2 separate regions of the Homo sapiens genome follow, and region 2 is linked to region 1. A link is a loop called in an ENCODE intact Hi-C map of the cell type or tissue named here. Cell type or tissue: heart right ventricle. All regions are shown on one strand. Links, peaks and the distances in the headings refer to the core of each region. The heading gives the core; the rest is flanking DNA.

Region 1 (7,782 bases), core at 864-5,863:
CTACAGGTGCCCGCCACCACTATTTTTAGTAGAGATGGGGTTTCACCGTGTTAGCCAGGATGGTCTCGATCTCCTGACCTCATGATCAGCCCGCCTCAGCCTCCCAAAGTACTGGGATTACAGGCGTGAGCCATTGCGCCCGGTCCTAAATGTGGAGTTTTTACTTCATAGAATTTTTTGTCAAGTCACTATGAGTGACAATGATAGAAATCCTTAAGTTTGCATCATATTAAATAAGTCTTTCCAAAGACCTTGGGAAGACAATGAGTTCAAAAAAAAAAAAGTCAGGGAAGGCCAAAAATGAAAGGAAGGCACACAGGGTACATTCACAGAGGCACTGATATGCTCCTGATTCCCAAATCTTTAGGTCTCTTTTCTTGTAACTTCTATTTTATTTTATTTTTACTTTTGAGATGGAGTTTCACTCCTGTTGCCCAGGCTGCAGTGCAGTGGTGTGATCTCAGCTCACTTCAGCCTTCACCTCCTGGGTTCAAGCAATTCTCCTGCTTCAGCCTCCAGAGTAGCTGAGGTTACAGGCACGCGCCACCATGCCCAGCTAATTTTTTTGTATTTTTAGTAGAGACGGGTTTTCACCATTTCCAGGCTGGTCTCGAACTCCTGACCTCAAGTGATCTACCCGCCTTGGCCTCCCAAAGTGCTGGGATTACATGCATGAGCCACCACACCCGGCCTATTCTTGTAACTTCTACACAGCATCATTCACCATCTTGGACAACCTAATCACCCACTAACACAACTGCTCTCACCACTTCTCCGAGCTCATTATAAAACTAGAAGGAACCGTGTTGGTAGATGCAACAGTGTTTCCGCCTCTTCACCTCCTTACCATTAAGAAAACCACTTGTGGCATATAATTGAGTAGCATTTGCCATCTCTGCTGTGGGGAAAGCCCTCTATTCTTCTCAGGTGAGCAAAACAGAACTTGCTGCCACTAGAAACAAATATAAGCAAAAGAAAGCAAACTACCCCCATTCCCCACCTCCCTTAGGCAGCCTCCAATTATATGCAAATGTGAGCTGATTCATGTGGAAGGGCTCTATTGCAGAGATCTAGAAAGTTCCAATTAGGCAGGCTAGATGAGGATGAGTGATATGACCACACTCAGCAGGAAGCTTCAGGCCTAAACACATTAACCAGAAATGACTCTACAGCTGGTTTATAAATATGACATCATATAGTCTGAGCTGCGGTCCTTGCTGCCCACTGAGAAGTGTTCACTGTCATCTGACTTAATTAATTCTAAAGGAACTTCCATTTCTTCTGACTCCCAAGTGAGCTTCAAAATCTGTATTTAACTGGCCACAATTTCACATTAAATAACTTTGGCCAATGCTTTTTTCTTTCCCTTTTTTTTGTTTTTGGAGACAGAGTCTCGCTCTGCCACCCAGGCTAGAGTTTAGTGGCGCGAACTTGACTCACTGCAACCTCCACCTCCTGGGTTCAAGTGAGCACGTCCAGCTAATTTTTATATTTTTAGTAGAGATGGGGTTTCACCATGTTGGCCAGGCTGGTCTCGAACTCCTGACCTCAAGGGGTCCGCCCACCTCAGCCTCCCAAAGTGTTGGGATTACAGGCGTGAGCCACCATGCCCAGCCCAGTGCCTTTTTCTAAACCCTGGTAATCTGGCGCTTCCTTCTCCAAAGAACATTTACATGCCTCTCAGAGTGAGTGAGGCCCTACAAGGCTAGCTGGATCACAACTTACTAGCAGGAGTTACATATTTAGGGAAACAGGAGAGCACAAGAGGGGGAAAAAGTTGGAAAAGAGTTTGGGAAGCCCAAATAGGAACACAAAAGCCGTGTGACAAAAATGAAAGGAAGGTCCACACAGTACCTTTGGGAAGATGATGCTGTCCATGTCATCACTGGGTGAGTGAAAGAGGTCAGAATCACTCCCAGATTCTCTTTTAAGTACACCTTGTTTTGAGGTACACTCTCTGCCCAGTCCAACATCCAGGAAGTTCTCACATTCTGAAAAAGAGAATTTATTCACCAATATTGAAAAAAAAAAAACAAAAAAACCAAAAAACAAAAAGAACCACTTCCTTTTCACCCCAGCAACCAGTCTTTTAAATCTCTCTCTCACTCTTTTCTCTTCCTTCCCTCCTTATTTCTTTTTTTCAAAATTAAGAAGCTATAAAAGGACACAGTCAAATTAGTAGCTCTGCTACTCCAATTCTAGGTTGAAATAGCTCCTACAGGACAATCATGCATCTGCCACGTTTATATTAGGTACAGAAAGATAAAAGGATGATTTAGAAGCATATTCTACTTCTATTTAGATACCTGAATGGTAATGCTTTCCTCATGGTAGTGAGGGCATTTTTTTTCTTTTGTCTTCAAAATCCAAAGTCTTTTACTAGCAACTATGTGATGGGGTTTGTTTTAAACTTATAGGTTCTACTGAGTAATAACAGAAATATAATTTAACTTTTCTTACCATAAATAGCTCTTAAATTGGGGGCATAATATGCCAAAGTGGAAAAATTTATCATTTAGAATGTTTTCGGTTCAATAACTAGAACAGGGACCCTGGCAAGCTAGAGGGAGGGGTCTGTGACAGAAATACTACCTTTGTACATTGAGGAAGCCTAAAAACTTAGTAGCTTGAAATAAGCAAGGTATTCTCTCTTATTAACTTTGCTTTTCTGTTTTGTGTTGTTTATTTTGAGACAAGTTCTCGTTCTGTTGCTCAGGCTGTACTACGGTGACATGATCTCAGCTCACTTCAACCTCCACCTCCTGGGCTCAAGCAATCCTCACACCTTAGCCTCCCAAGTAGCTGAGAATGCAGGCACACGCCACCAAGTCCAGTTTATTTTTTGTAAAGATGGGGTTTTGGCATGTTGCCCAGGCTATTAACTTTGTAAACAAAAGTGACATGTGACTGGGTACCAACACGGTTAAAGAGATTTGTGGATGGTGAAACCAAGAACCCAAGTCCATTACTGAGTGGATATGAGCTTCCTTCAATAAGTTTTTGCAACTTCCGCCTCCTGGGTTCAAGCGATTCTCCTGCTTCAGCCTCTTGAGTAGCTGGGACTACAGGCACGTGCCACCATGCCTGGCTAATTTTTTTTTTTTTTTTTTTTTTTGTATTTTTAGTAGAGATGAGGTTTCACCGTGTTAGCCAGGATGATCTCCATCTCCTGACCATGTGATCCACCTGCCTCAGCCTCCCAAAGTGCTGGGATTACAGGTGTGAGCCACTGGGCCTGGCCCTAAGAAGTTTTAAGGATAAAAGTCATGGCCGGGCATGGTGGCTCAAGCCTGTAATCCCAGCACTTTGGGAGGCTGAGGCAGGCGGATCACCTGCGGCCAGAGTTCGAGAACAGCCTGGTCAACATGGTGAAACCCCGTCTCTACTAAAAATACAAAAAATTAGCCAGGCATGGTGGCAGGTGCCTGTAATCCCAGCTACTTGGGAGGCTGAGGCAGAAGAATCGCTTGAACCCGGGAAGCGGAGACTGCAGTGAGCCCAGTGAGCCAAGATCACGCCATTGCACTCCAGCCTAGGTGACAGAGAGCAACTTCATTTCCAAAAAAAAAAAAAAAGAAGATAAAAGTCATGCATCTCTGTTTTTGTAAGCAAGTTAATGTGTTATTTGGACAACCAGGTAGGCATGCTTTATCAAATTTGTAGGTGACACTAAATGATGAGGGACAGGGCAAGAAACCTGGCTATCTAGGAGTTAAAGAGAACTCTACTTGGAGGTTTTGGGGGAAGCAAATTCAAAAGGAACTGACAGTACAAGGTGATGACAAAACCAAAGAAACACTAATAGTTTTAGTCTCTATTAGTAAATAGTACACGGGCATCCAAAACGGGGACAGTCCTGTCGCTATGTGCCATCCAGACCACACCCTCGGGACTGTACTTGTTCCTAAATAACATCTCAAGTAGAACACTGATAAACAAAAATGTGTACGTAGTAATGGGGTCACGACAGTCAAACCGTCTGAGATACATACAGCTTGCCGAGGAGCTTGAAGAAAATGTGCCTAAAGACTGTCACAGATTCCCTCTGTACTGTTCCAGGGGCAAAGACCAGTGAGTGTGAGCTACAGAGCTTCACTAAAACGGGGCTTCTTAGCAATAGGTTGGGTGGCCTATAAAGTAATGACTATCACTTTACCAGAAGGGTTTTGGAACACAGAATGACTATGTCAAGATATTACAGAAAAGGTATCTGCACAGAGAGGGAAGTGAGGGTTGGACTACATAACTTCCAACGTCTCCTTTGATTATTAGATTTTATGCCTGGATGGTAATTATGTTGTCTCTGTGTGTTGAAAGTGGGAAGAAATAGTTCTTCTAATTAACAGTTAAGTAATTAGTGATAATCACTGAATTATTTGCGCTGGTAGCTTAGAGCAAGGGTCAAGGCTGCATTGCATTGCATTGGTATAGGTCATAAATCCCCTGCCAATAAAATTACTTTTTCTACTAGTTAAGCATCTGGCTAAATACTGGGGAGTAACCAAATAAAAAGAAATGTTTAGTGTTGGGGGGGAAGCAGTTTACTGTCTTGTAGCAGAAATGAACATATTAGAAGACAATTTCAACAAAGAATTACAAAAAAAAAAAATGCCATAGGAAGTGAGAGAGGGCTCATGGATGAATCTGAAAATCTTTCATTTAAAAAAAAAATCACCTTAGTCTGTTTCAGTCTTGGTTCAAACTATTTTGGAGTGTGTTAGTTCAATGGGAACAGCCCTGCCTTTAACAGACTGGAAACTATGGGTATTCTGGAGGTTTTTTTTTTTTCACGTTTCCTAGAGTATGTAGTAACCTAGGAGGAGTTGGTGGGTGTGATCTATTCCTTCTCCTTTCCCTGCTTGAAAAAATAAAAAAATGCCTTTCCATGGTTGAGGGAAAAATATGGGGGCTGGCCAAGAAAAGAAAGGGCTGTCACAGCAACTACGCTGAGCTGCTCGCTGTCCAGCTGGCCCTCTAACAGACCACGTCCAAATTCCAGACTGGAAAACAAACTAGCTCACGATATTCGAATGGAAAATTCATGGGGAAGATCCAGATTCAGCCCTGGGAGGAATACCTCACCCAGAAAATAAATTCAAGCCAGCACCACAAGGGATAACAAACCAAGTTTGGGACGAGAGTCTGCTCTGTGAGATAAAGCTGACTGTTGAGGAGGGAAAGAGGGAAAAGTACAGAAAGAAGGGCTAAGATGGAGAGAGAGGGACCGTAAACCATTATAACCCCCTAACGCCATGGGGCGGGGGGAGGTGGGGGGAATCCCTAAAGGCAGAGCTAATCCACACCCTGTGTCACATGAATTGGTAAGTTTTCAAAATTAATAAAATCTTTTCTTTCTTCCTATTTGTCCCCTTCCTACTGAATAAAGGGGAGCGGCATATCTAAGTGTAAACAAGAGTAAAGAGCTCTGGTTTTTTAGTTAGACTGATCAGGCTTAAATCTAGGTCTGACTACTTAATAGAAGAAAAATTCCAGGCAAGAAGTAATTTCACCCCTCTCAGTTGCCATTTCCATAACAGTGACAAGAGATGATTAGTACTTCCCTAAAGGAGTCATAGTGACAGGAATAATTTATACATACAGTAACCAGAACTCTGGTTTCCAGCACATAGCAGGTGTGTGATATATGTGTCTAATGAAGTTAAGGCTTCATTAACCTTTAATGTATGATTCAGTAAGTATCCAGATGACAGTACCTTAAAGGTGGACACAGGTAGGGCCAGTCCCATTTTATGACCCATATGTAAATCTGTCTGTAATTTTTGTGTACTGAGCTATTAGCTTTTCAGAAGCTAACATAATACAAACTTTTTAAAAGGTGTTATCTAGTCATTTAGGTTTAAAACAACATATATGCCAACAAACTGTTGTTGGGGAAGGGCAGGAAAACACACTGCTGAAATCCGGTGGGCTCTGTTATGTCACACTAATCATAATTCTATCTTGTAATTTATCCATTATTGAAGAGTATACAAAGTGATTTTAAAAGACAGTATCTTGGCCAGGCACGGTGGCTCATGCCTGTAATCCCTTTGTAAGCACTTTGGAAGGATGAGGGGGATGGATCACAAGGTCAGGAGATTGAGACCATCCTGGCTAATATGGTGAAACCCCATCTCTACTGAAAATACAAAAAAATTAGCCGGGTGTGGTGGCAGGCACCTGTAGTCCCAGCTACTCAGAAGGCTGAGGCAGGAGAATGGTGTGAACCTGGGAGGCGGAGCTTGCAGTGAGCCGAGATTGTGCCACTGCATTCCAGCCTGGGCGACAGAGCGAGACTCCGTTATTTATTTATTTATTTATTTATTTATTTATTTATTTATTTATTTATTTATTTATTTATTTGAGATGGAGTCTTGCTCCGTCGCCCAGGCTGGAGTGCAGTGGCATGATCTTGGCTCACTGCAACCTCCGCCTCCCAGGTTCAAGTGATTCTTCTGCCTCAGTCTCCCGAGTATCTGGGACTACAGAGGCGTGCCACCACACCCGGCTAATTTTTGTATTTTTAGTAGAGATGGGAGTTTCACCATACTGGCCAGGCTGGTCTTGAACTCCTGATCTCGTGATCTGCCCGCCTCGGCCTCCCCAAGTGTTGGGATTACAGGCGTGAGCCACCTCGCCCGGCCAAAAGACAATATCTTATTTGGTCTAATGCTATTGCTCTCTTGAGGAAGTGTGTATAAAGTAAAATACAGAAACCTGCAAAACAAAGTACCTGGGATTCACAAAAACACTATGCCTAAAATCAAAATCTCAGGTCTGAAGCTCAGTAGCATAATTCTGATCTGCAATTCTGTTAAATCGAGATTTTACAATAATTACTCTAAAAAGACTAAATTGCTTATGCTTGGGGTTAGGGTGTACAGTAGGTCTACAGAATTCAAAATTGTGTCCTGGGGAAAACATCCAGGGGTTCAAAAATTATTTCTCTAAATATAGAAATTAAACTATGATGTGTGGAGATCTTTCCTTCCTATGAATATTCAAACTGTGACCAACCTCATTTAACCTTTACTTGGCAGAAAGTCTCACTCTTGGGTGGTTTTAATTACACTTTTAGAAAAAGCCCCAAACAGTTTAAGGACCCAAAACACAGTAGTAAGTGGTACACGTTTAAGTAGAAGGTTCTAGGAGGCTACATGGGGGAAGTGTCAGCTAAATCTGTGAACAGGGCCAATCTTGTAAAACTTGGACCCTGAACACAACTATAGCATAATATCCTTAACTACTCTCAAAAAATGAGACAAAAATAGAGAAAAACACTTCTCATATTTGTTTTCAATATTTCCTTTGTAGTAAAGTTAGAGAGTTGACAATCAGTAGGAAACTGCTCTGGAGTTAGAGGATTCAAAACCATTTGTTTTTAAATTTAATACTACTGGAGGGTATCTACATGTAAACTATTTCTAAAAAGACCTGCAAATGAAGACTAGGTAATTTTTAAAGCTGGGCAGTAAAAATTGGGAAGGCAAACAGAGGCTTGCTGGGTAAAACAGACTAAAAAAACTCAGAATGCAAATTACTAGTATTCACTTAGCAGTCGTAGAACAGGCACAGGGATTACTCATCATGTCATCTGTACTACACCCTCAAAATGAGACAGGCTACTAACACTTTACAGATGGGAGGGAGACAACGGAGCACACAGACATTAGGGAACATACTTTACATCACACAGAGTTAGAGGCTGGACCTGGTTTAAAAGTTGGGAATCCTAACTAATCACAAGCTATGTGCTGTGTCATTAACAAGCAAGGTCTTAAG
Region 2 (7,782 bases), core at 1,475-6,474, 50 kb after region 1:
GGGATTCGTGCATGGACATATGTTTTTTCCATGCCTCTCCCGCTGACAAGTCAGTCTGTGGCTTCCCACAGTTTCTGGCTTTCACGGGGTGGAATGAGAGAAAAAATTCCTGAGCCTCTTAGAGAAAATGTCCTGTTGCCCACAAAGTAGAGACTGCACACTACACAGGCTCTGATGCTTCTCATCATGCATCCTCTCCAGAATGGACCAGGCCTAGGCCCAATTGCAAGAGGCCTGTGGGTGGCTGAGGTGGTACCCCTTGGTTCTTCTCTAGCCCAGCATGGCAGGGGGAGTCCAAACCAACCCATTGTCTTCAGGCCCCTTGATTCAAGGGAAAAAATAAACACAACAAATTTTTGGTAGCAAAACAAGGAGGAAGAATGACAAAGAAAGAAATTAATGATGTCAAAAATAAAACTGAACATACGACATTTTCCTTGAGTTATTATTTTCATAGAAACCAAAAGATAAAGAATATTGGAAAGGGGATCTTACAATTCTGCTTTTCCCAGAGCGACCAGGATCTTACCCTAAGGAAGAACATGACAAGCAGAAGGCTCTTCCATTTTTCACATCATTCATCTGCTGTCAGAAAACGCTGGAATTACACAAACCTGGATTTCACAGTGATTCATGCAGGCTTACTGGGTTGGTAGGTAACAATTTTCACTAAATTTCAAGGAAGGTAACACACAACAAGCACACCCAAAAATAAAGATGCCATGCTCAGGAAAGGAGAAGGCAACAGGAAGTGGGAATCCTCAGTCTACCCAGATCACCCTATACCGTGATCTGCCCATGGCCCAGCCACAAGCCTCCAAGTATCTGTATCAGAAGGCAATTTGCTAAAAGGAAGTACTGCAGAGTCACCAGTGCAGCAGATGCACACAGCTCATCAACCACAACAAAGGGATCAAGCGTACACATTCAGCTGTATCCTTCCCATAATTTTTCTTAATGTATGGGGAGTAAGGATTAAAGGATTTCATAAAGTAGAGGAAAGTCACTGACCAGTAAAGATGGTCCTATTTAAGAATTTCCTATTTAAGAATCTCCAGCAGAAACACTGGAGAGGTTTCCAGTGTGCCTCTGGCTTACCATGTGACACTGAGGAGCTTACTTCAGTGACAGGTGATGTCTAAGACAGAGGTGGGCAAGGAGAGGCTCCTGGGCATCACAAATGATGGCAGGCCCTTTGAGCATGCTAGCTCTTTGGGGACTCCAGTTCCTTTCTTGCAAATTAAAGGGCACAAGCCTCATGCTCACTAAAATTCCTCCCTAAACTAATATTCTATAATGAGAACAATTATTTTTGGAAGATTTTGGATTCCCATAGTTATAGAATCTGGAGTATAAATAGAAAAGACCTCTAAATGGTTCCATTACAAATTTTTTGATCACATGCTGTTTTTACATAAATCAAAAGGGAACAGGACATCTCCAGTTCAAGTATGTTTTTCTACTAATCTATCTTTCTTCAAGGGGATTCCAAGCAATAAAATAATTCATAATTTTTAACTACTTAGCCTCTCCACCATGTTTTTTTTCTGCCTCAGAGAAGGGGTTCAGCAAAAACTTCCCAGATGTGCCACTCCCAAGGTACTTCATACTCTACACAGTAAAAGAAACATACACATACACACGTATCTCACATAAATGAAAGCGCCAAGCCAAATTTATCCTTTCAAATACGTATTTAACCATAAAGGCCAACTGTGAAGCTATACAATTTACCCCAATTATTCCTATTATAATTAGTTCAAACTGTTAGAGAAATCTTTTGCAACCATCTTCAGTACAAACACTGAAATCACATGTGAAAAGTCTGACTCGTTTTTATACCTCCATAACCCCAAATTCCAACCCCAGAGTGACTAGGTTTTTTATTTTATTTTGAGACAGGGTCTCATTCTGTTGCCCAGACTAGGGTGCAGTGGCATAATCATGGGTCACCGCAGCCTCCACCTCCCCAGGCTCAGATGATCCTCCCACCTCAGCCTCCCAAGGAGCATGCCACCACGCCTGGCTAATTTTTGTAGTTTTGGTAGAGACAGGGTTTTGCCCAGGCTGGTTGCGAACTCCTAGGCTCAAGCAATACACCTGCTTCGATCTCCCAAAGTGCCAGGATTATAGTTGTGAGTCACTACACCCAGCAACTATGCTTTCAAAACTCTTAAATATATATATGAATACTAATGACTCAGTCAGGAGCAAATGCCAACTACAGAAAAAGAAGATCAATACAATAAACATTTTGGCTTACTCTGACTTCTGAGTTAGGTTTAAACTTAGATATTTTAAATGTGCTCATAAGAGTATTCTCTGCCCTGAACTTTATGAAAGGCATTTTCACCATCAACTAACTTTCTTTGAAGACTTCATATGTACACTTAAGACACTGTCCCAGTTGCTCAGGTCCACAGCAGTGATAGGGTTTTGGGTGTCCTCAGAATGGAAGCAAAATGTCTACATCACTGTATGAAATGAAAGAGGCAGGAAGGGAGAACACACACTTTCAATGGCTGAATGGAAATATTTAAACAGAAATACTACTTGTTTCAATTTCCACATGGTTCATATACTACTGAATACTTCCATTTTTCATATTCTGTGGTAAATTTTATGTTTTTCAGTCCTAATGAAATTTCTTTTTTTAACCTGGATTACTGCCAGATCAGTTACCTTGCAAACTGATGTGTCTCTGGCAATCCTTAGGCAATTCTATGATCTTCGAAGGGCTGAGCGTATTGTGAAAGTAAAAAAATAACTACAAGGCTGGAAAGCATATCAATGGCTCCCTGAAGCTATCCCTGTTCTTGCCAATAGACTATTGATACCACCTGTGGTACAACATGGGTCTCACCAAGGAAACACCATTACGTTTCAGACAGGCACTTTTCAAGAAGTATTCCTCTCTCTGATCTCCTATAGCACATTAATGGTATCTGATAACATGTCTCATATACTGCATTCATGTATTGTGATTATATCTGTATATGTTTGCTTTTTTAAATTTAACTAGATTCTAGGTATGCTGAGGGCAAAAAGGATACCTAACTTTCAAAAATTATCTGGTATTTGGCAGGGTGCAGTGGCTCATGCCTGTATTCCCAGCACTTTGGGAGGCTGAGGTGGGAGGGTCACTGAGTCCAGGAGTTTGAGACCAGCCTGGGCAACATTGTGGAGACCGTGTCTCTACAAAAATTTAAAAATTAGCTAGGTGTGGTGGCTCGCACCTGTGGTCTCAGCTATTCTGGAGGCTGAGGTGGGAGTATCACTTGAGCCCAGGAAGTTGAGGCTGCAGTGAGCTATGATCACGCCACTGCACTCCAACCTGGGCAACAAAGTGAGACCCTATCTCTACAAAACAAAAACAAAAACAAAAAAAACCCTCCAAATTTGATGCAATAATTTGTCCAGGGAAAAATAATCATTTAATGTTTACTAAATGAATAAATGAATGAAATTAAAGCCACAGGCTAATATCACAAAATTGAGCAGCCTAGGAGACTAGAAACATCTGAAATTGGTGACCCTGAAACTTTTTCTGGATAAAGTAGACAACTCCATATATAGTGGACAACTCCGTAAATAGTGTACACATTTACTCTTCTGGTGGTCAACTAGCGACATATCACTAGACTCTTGTTAAAATCCACAATCAAAACCTAATATGGAATATCTAAAACTGCCTAAATTGTAGGTACCCAGGTAGATCCCTGAGGTGGACCTAGGCCTTTCTCAAAGATCAAATGACATCTCTCTTTTAATTTTCTACTATGGAAACTTTCTCTTTTACAGGCAAAAACAAGCAGCTCTAAGTCATATTTATATCAGTAAGCAACACAGAACTTAGAACTACAAGCAATACATAGTTTTTTCTAAGAGATCACCTATTGGTAGCCCTTCCAAATTTACTGGTAGAAATAATGGCTACGCCCAAGCCTATATTTCTGATACATAATGCATATATCTTCATTCCCACAGTGTAAAAATAATATAATATTCTTTAAAAACTTCCTTAGAAAGGAGAATTTAGCGTCCATTTCACTGAAAGTTATCTTTTCACAAGCACCTATATGTTTACCTGTATTTTAACACTTGAGAATATGTCTGATTTACTGGTTTAATAATTGCCTTTCCTACTAGAATATGAGCCTTTGAATGCAGAGACTCATCTACTTTCATTTCAGCATATCTGAGGCCTAGCACAGAGTTCAATGAACATTTGTTGAACTGAGTACTGAATAAATTAGTACACCCTTGCAGTAAACATAAAGTGACATGGAAAGTTAAATGAGTACCACTGTGGCCTGATATAACTGATAGCTTCTTCCAAGACCATTTAAAAATCATTATCTAAAATCACTCATTCATACTGTCTTAAGATGGGCCTAATAATTCTGAGTTACTTTAAAATGAGATTAGAATTATATCTATTGCATTTAAAATGCCTATTATAGGCTAGAATTTCCTAACTCTAGTTAATACAAACAACCTTTGTAACAGGCATCAATATCCCAAATTTACAAATGAGGAAACAGCCTCTAAATAAATGAATCAAAATTATTCAGCTGGTAGTTGGCAAAACTAGGTTAAAACCCTAATTCACTGGGCTCCATAATCTTTCCCTTATACTTAGCTATTATCATTGGCTGTCAATATAATACGAATGAACAAAAGAGAAATGAGTGTAAGTAGTAGACAGAAAGAGTGGTAAGACTCAGATACAGTTATTTTCACTCAAGAGGGGGTGGCATGAGACACACATCCCCTCTAAAATGCACATATGACCTATGATTCAGCAGTTCTATGAAAGAAAAAAGCAGATTCTAATATAATTGATTTTAATATCCCAGAACAAAACACCTTGGAAAACATTTAAGACAAAAGTGATTAGTTAAGGATTGGGTTAAAGAATGTGTGATTTAAAAAAAAAAAAAAAAATTCCCACATGGTGGCTCACACCTGTAATCCTGCACCTTGGGAGGCCAAGGCAGGAGGATCACTTGTGCCCAGGAGTTCAAGATCTGCAACATAGCAAGACCCTGTCTCAAATTTAAAAAAGAAAAAAAAAATCCCTCATGATTGTCCTTTTGGTCCAAATGTAAGATATCCTCAGTTTTGTTTTTGGTTTTCTGTTTTTTTGTTTTTTTGTTTTTGTTTTGAGATAGAGTCTCATTCTGCCTTCCAGGCTGGAGGGCAGTGGTGCAATCTTGGCTCACTGCAACCTCCACCTCCCAGGTTCAAGCAATTCTCATGCCTCAGCCTCCCAAGTAGCTGGGATTACAGGGGCGCACCACCACGCCCTGCTAATTTTTTTGCATTTTTAGTAGAGATGGGGTTTTGCCATGTTGGCCAGGCTGGTCTCGAACTCCTGGCCTCATGTGATCCACCTGCCTCAGCCTCCCGAAGTGCTGGGATTACAGTATTTTTTAAATTATTCTAATCATTTCATAATCACACACTGGTCAAAAATTAAGAGCTGGAAGAAACTAGAGATTAACCATTACACAAAGGAGAAAACACAGATCAGAGAAATTAAATAACTTGCTTAAGGTCACTTAAAAATGTACAACTAGATCATTAAATTATACCTTTACATACATTATCTATGGGTAGTTTTACACTAAGTTTATAGTTTTGCCACTTGTGACTTTATGGTCTGGGGTTCTCTGAGGTACTTCTTTTCCACAATTGTATTAAAAATTTGTATTAGGAGCCGCTGATAATTTCCTGGAAACTCTCCATTTCAGAGGAGATACAGAGAGTCTCCAAAAAATCTACATGAAAAAAACTGAGAATTAAATTTTGTGTGGTTGATGCTAGCTCTAGCTTTGGACCTATATGGGATAATTTAAGGAGAGCCTGCCTCTCTTACATGCCAAAAATGTATGCAGATAAGACTTTCTGGCAACTCAGAAAGTGGGCAATTTGCCTTTCCCTAGGTGACACACACACCACAAAACTATGTGAATATGATGGCAGAAACATTTTTAAAGGACCTTTTTAAAAACTGACAACTATTAAATAACAGGGTGGGACGTACAAGCCATTTTGAATATCAGCATTATAAGTTGTTGGATTAGTCACCAAATAGCCTAGAGGCTGTCATATTTTCCCACGGCAGCTGAGCATGAAGTCTGTGAACAGCCACACAATACAAAAGCTTTCAACCAAATTCCTAGACTAGGGATGGAAATACAAGTTCGCCCCCTTTAGACAACAGAAAGAAAACAGAGTGTTCCATTAAATATAATAAAAGGACATAGTTCAGGAAGATATTAACAGGCAATATTCTAAGACCAACAATGCCCTTACTACAGTCCTGAAGAAAAAAACATGAATACTGTTGTAAAAATAACTAAGAATGGAAATTCAGTTAATTTGATGTTTGGCTGTATAATTGCCAAAAAAAAAAAAAAAAAAAAAGATCATGGTTCTGATTTTAAATGCTTTCTTGATTGAGGAAGGTATGTTAAATAAAGAGTAGATTTTCCCAGTAGCCTAATACTCAACACATGGGATTTTACAGTTGTCCTTGAACATAGTTGTTCTTGAGTGTTTGACTGTTAGGACCATAGGAGCCCTGACAATATATACTGGTTTGTAGAATTAACTGTTCCATACGGCTAATAAGCTTATGCAAAGAGCATTCAGAAAAGGAACTATTATTGAGATACTTCAATGAACAGATGCCCCAGGGAGAGAAGGTCCTTCCTAATGAACTTGGCCATATCTTGAAGAGAAAAGATCCCTACAACATACGATATTGGTTTGCAGTACTGGGACATACTATGAAGGCGAATGGTGTCAGACGGCCCTCTTTTCTGAACTTTTTCTGAACTTAAGTATTCAATGTCATCTCCTGCTTGCCTCCAGCATCTGGCTCAATATCATATCATTCTTTAGGAAATAAAAGGCAGGTCTAAAAAATCTTCCTAATTTCTGCACCAAAAGCAAGCATTTTGGAGAAACATCATCTTAGTGGTATTTAGTTGCAGCTAAACAGATTATAGTAAGAACATGAGACTTAAAGTATATCAGCTTACATCTTAAAATGGCTAAAGGAGTTTCTCCAACTATTACCAAAAGCATGAAAGTATAATGCAATGGCTTTAGAATTTTAGCATGCATTAAGTATCATTCAGGGATGCTTGTTTAAAACGCAAAAACCCATCCTAAACCAAGTGGATGGGACTTCCCAAGTGTACCCTCAGATGATTCTTCAGGAAATAGTATAATGGGAAAAATTATTCACATAGAAATTGGGTTCTAGTCCAGCTGACAGTTAACTAGCTGTGAAACAAGGTAAGTCATTTAACTATCCTGAATCCATTTCTTCTCTTATAAAGCAAAGGTGCTGGACTTCAGAAAATCTTTAAGGTTCTTTCAAATTGTAACGGTCTCAGAAGCAAAACAAGTTCCATGTCTTTCAATTTCAAATTAATGTAAGAAACTATTCCTGAAGCTTTTATAACATGTTCAAGAAGCAGTAACTGAGTCTGAACCACCATATTCCACTAGTTACTAAAATAAGTGAATAGCATATTGTAATCTGAAGTTACTAAACTAATAATAATACTAAGCTGTACTTATTTTGTGCCAGGCTCTGATCTAAGTACTTGATATATATTAACTCACTAAGGAAAAAAAGATGACAACGAAAGGTAATCTGAATACCTTCAAACCAGTAAAGCATACAGGTGGAGGTAATGATGAATATTAAATTGCAATGGGCATTAAAACTTTGGCTAAAATAAAATGATAAAATGATTAATG

What was found. Hi-C counts contacts between places; a loop is a spot of excess contacts. Peaks named below come from ENCODE experiments on the same cell type or tissue, not always from the same donor. Only the 100,000 strongest peaks of a DNase experiment are listed, where the experiment ranks them.
Region 2: it touches region 1 in a loop (6-fold over the local background); 6 of 110 quality-filtered maps call a loop at or near these places.

Annotation. Positions count from the first base shown.
Region 1 is chr15:85,640,027-85,647,808 of GRCh38, reverse strand. It overlaps AKAP13 (A-kinase anchoring protein 13), which reads right to left. Exons shown (of 37, transcript NM_007200.5): 10 at 1,855-1,991. Among named protein-coding and RNA genes, the nearest start is that of LINC02883, 110 kb to the left of the region's middle. In heart right ventricle, for the core only: no CTCF peak of the experiment used is centred there; a DNase peak (open chromatin) is centred at 4,968; H3K4me3 peaks cover 569 bases; H3K27ac peaks cover 4,424 bases.
Region 2 is chr15:85,590,697-85,598,478 of GRCh38, reverse strand. All of the region lies in intron 8 of AKAP13 (A-kinase anchoring protein 13), which reads right to left. Among named protein-coding and RNA genes, the nearest start is that of LINC02883, 160 kb to the left of the region's middle. In heart right ventricle, for the core only: a CTCF peak has its summit at 6,222; no DNase peak of the experiment used is centred there; H3K27ac peaks cover 2,791 bases.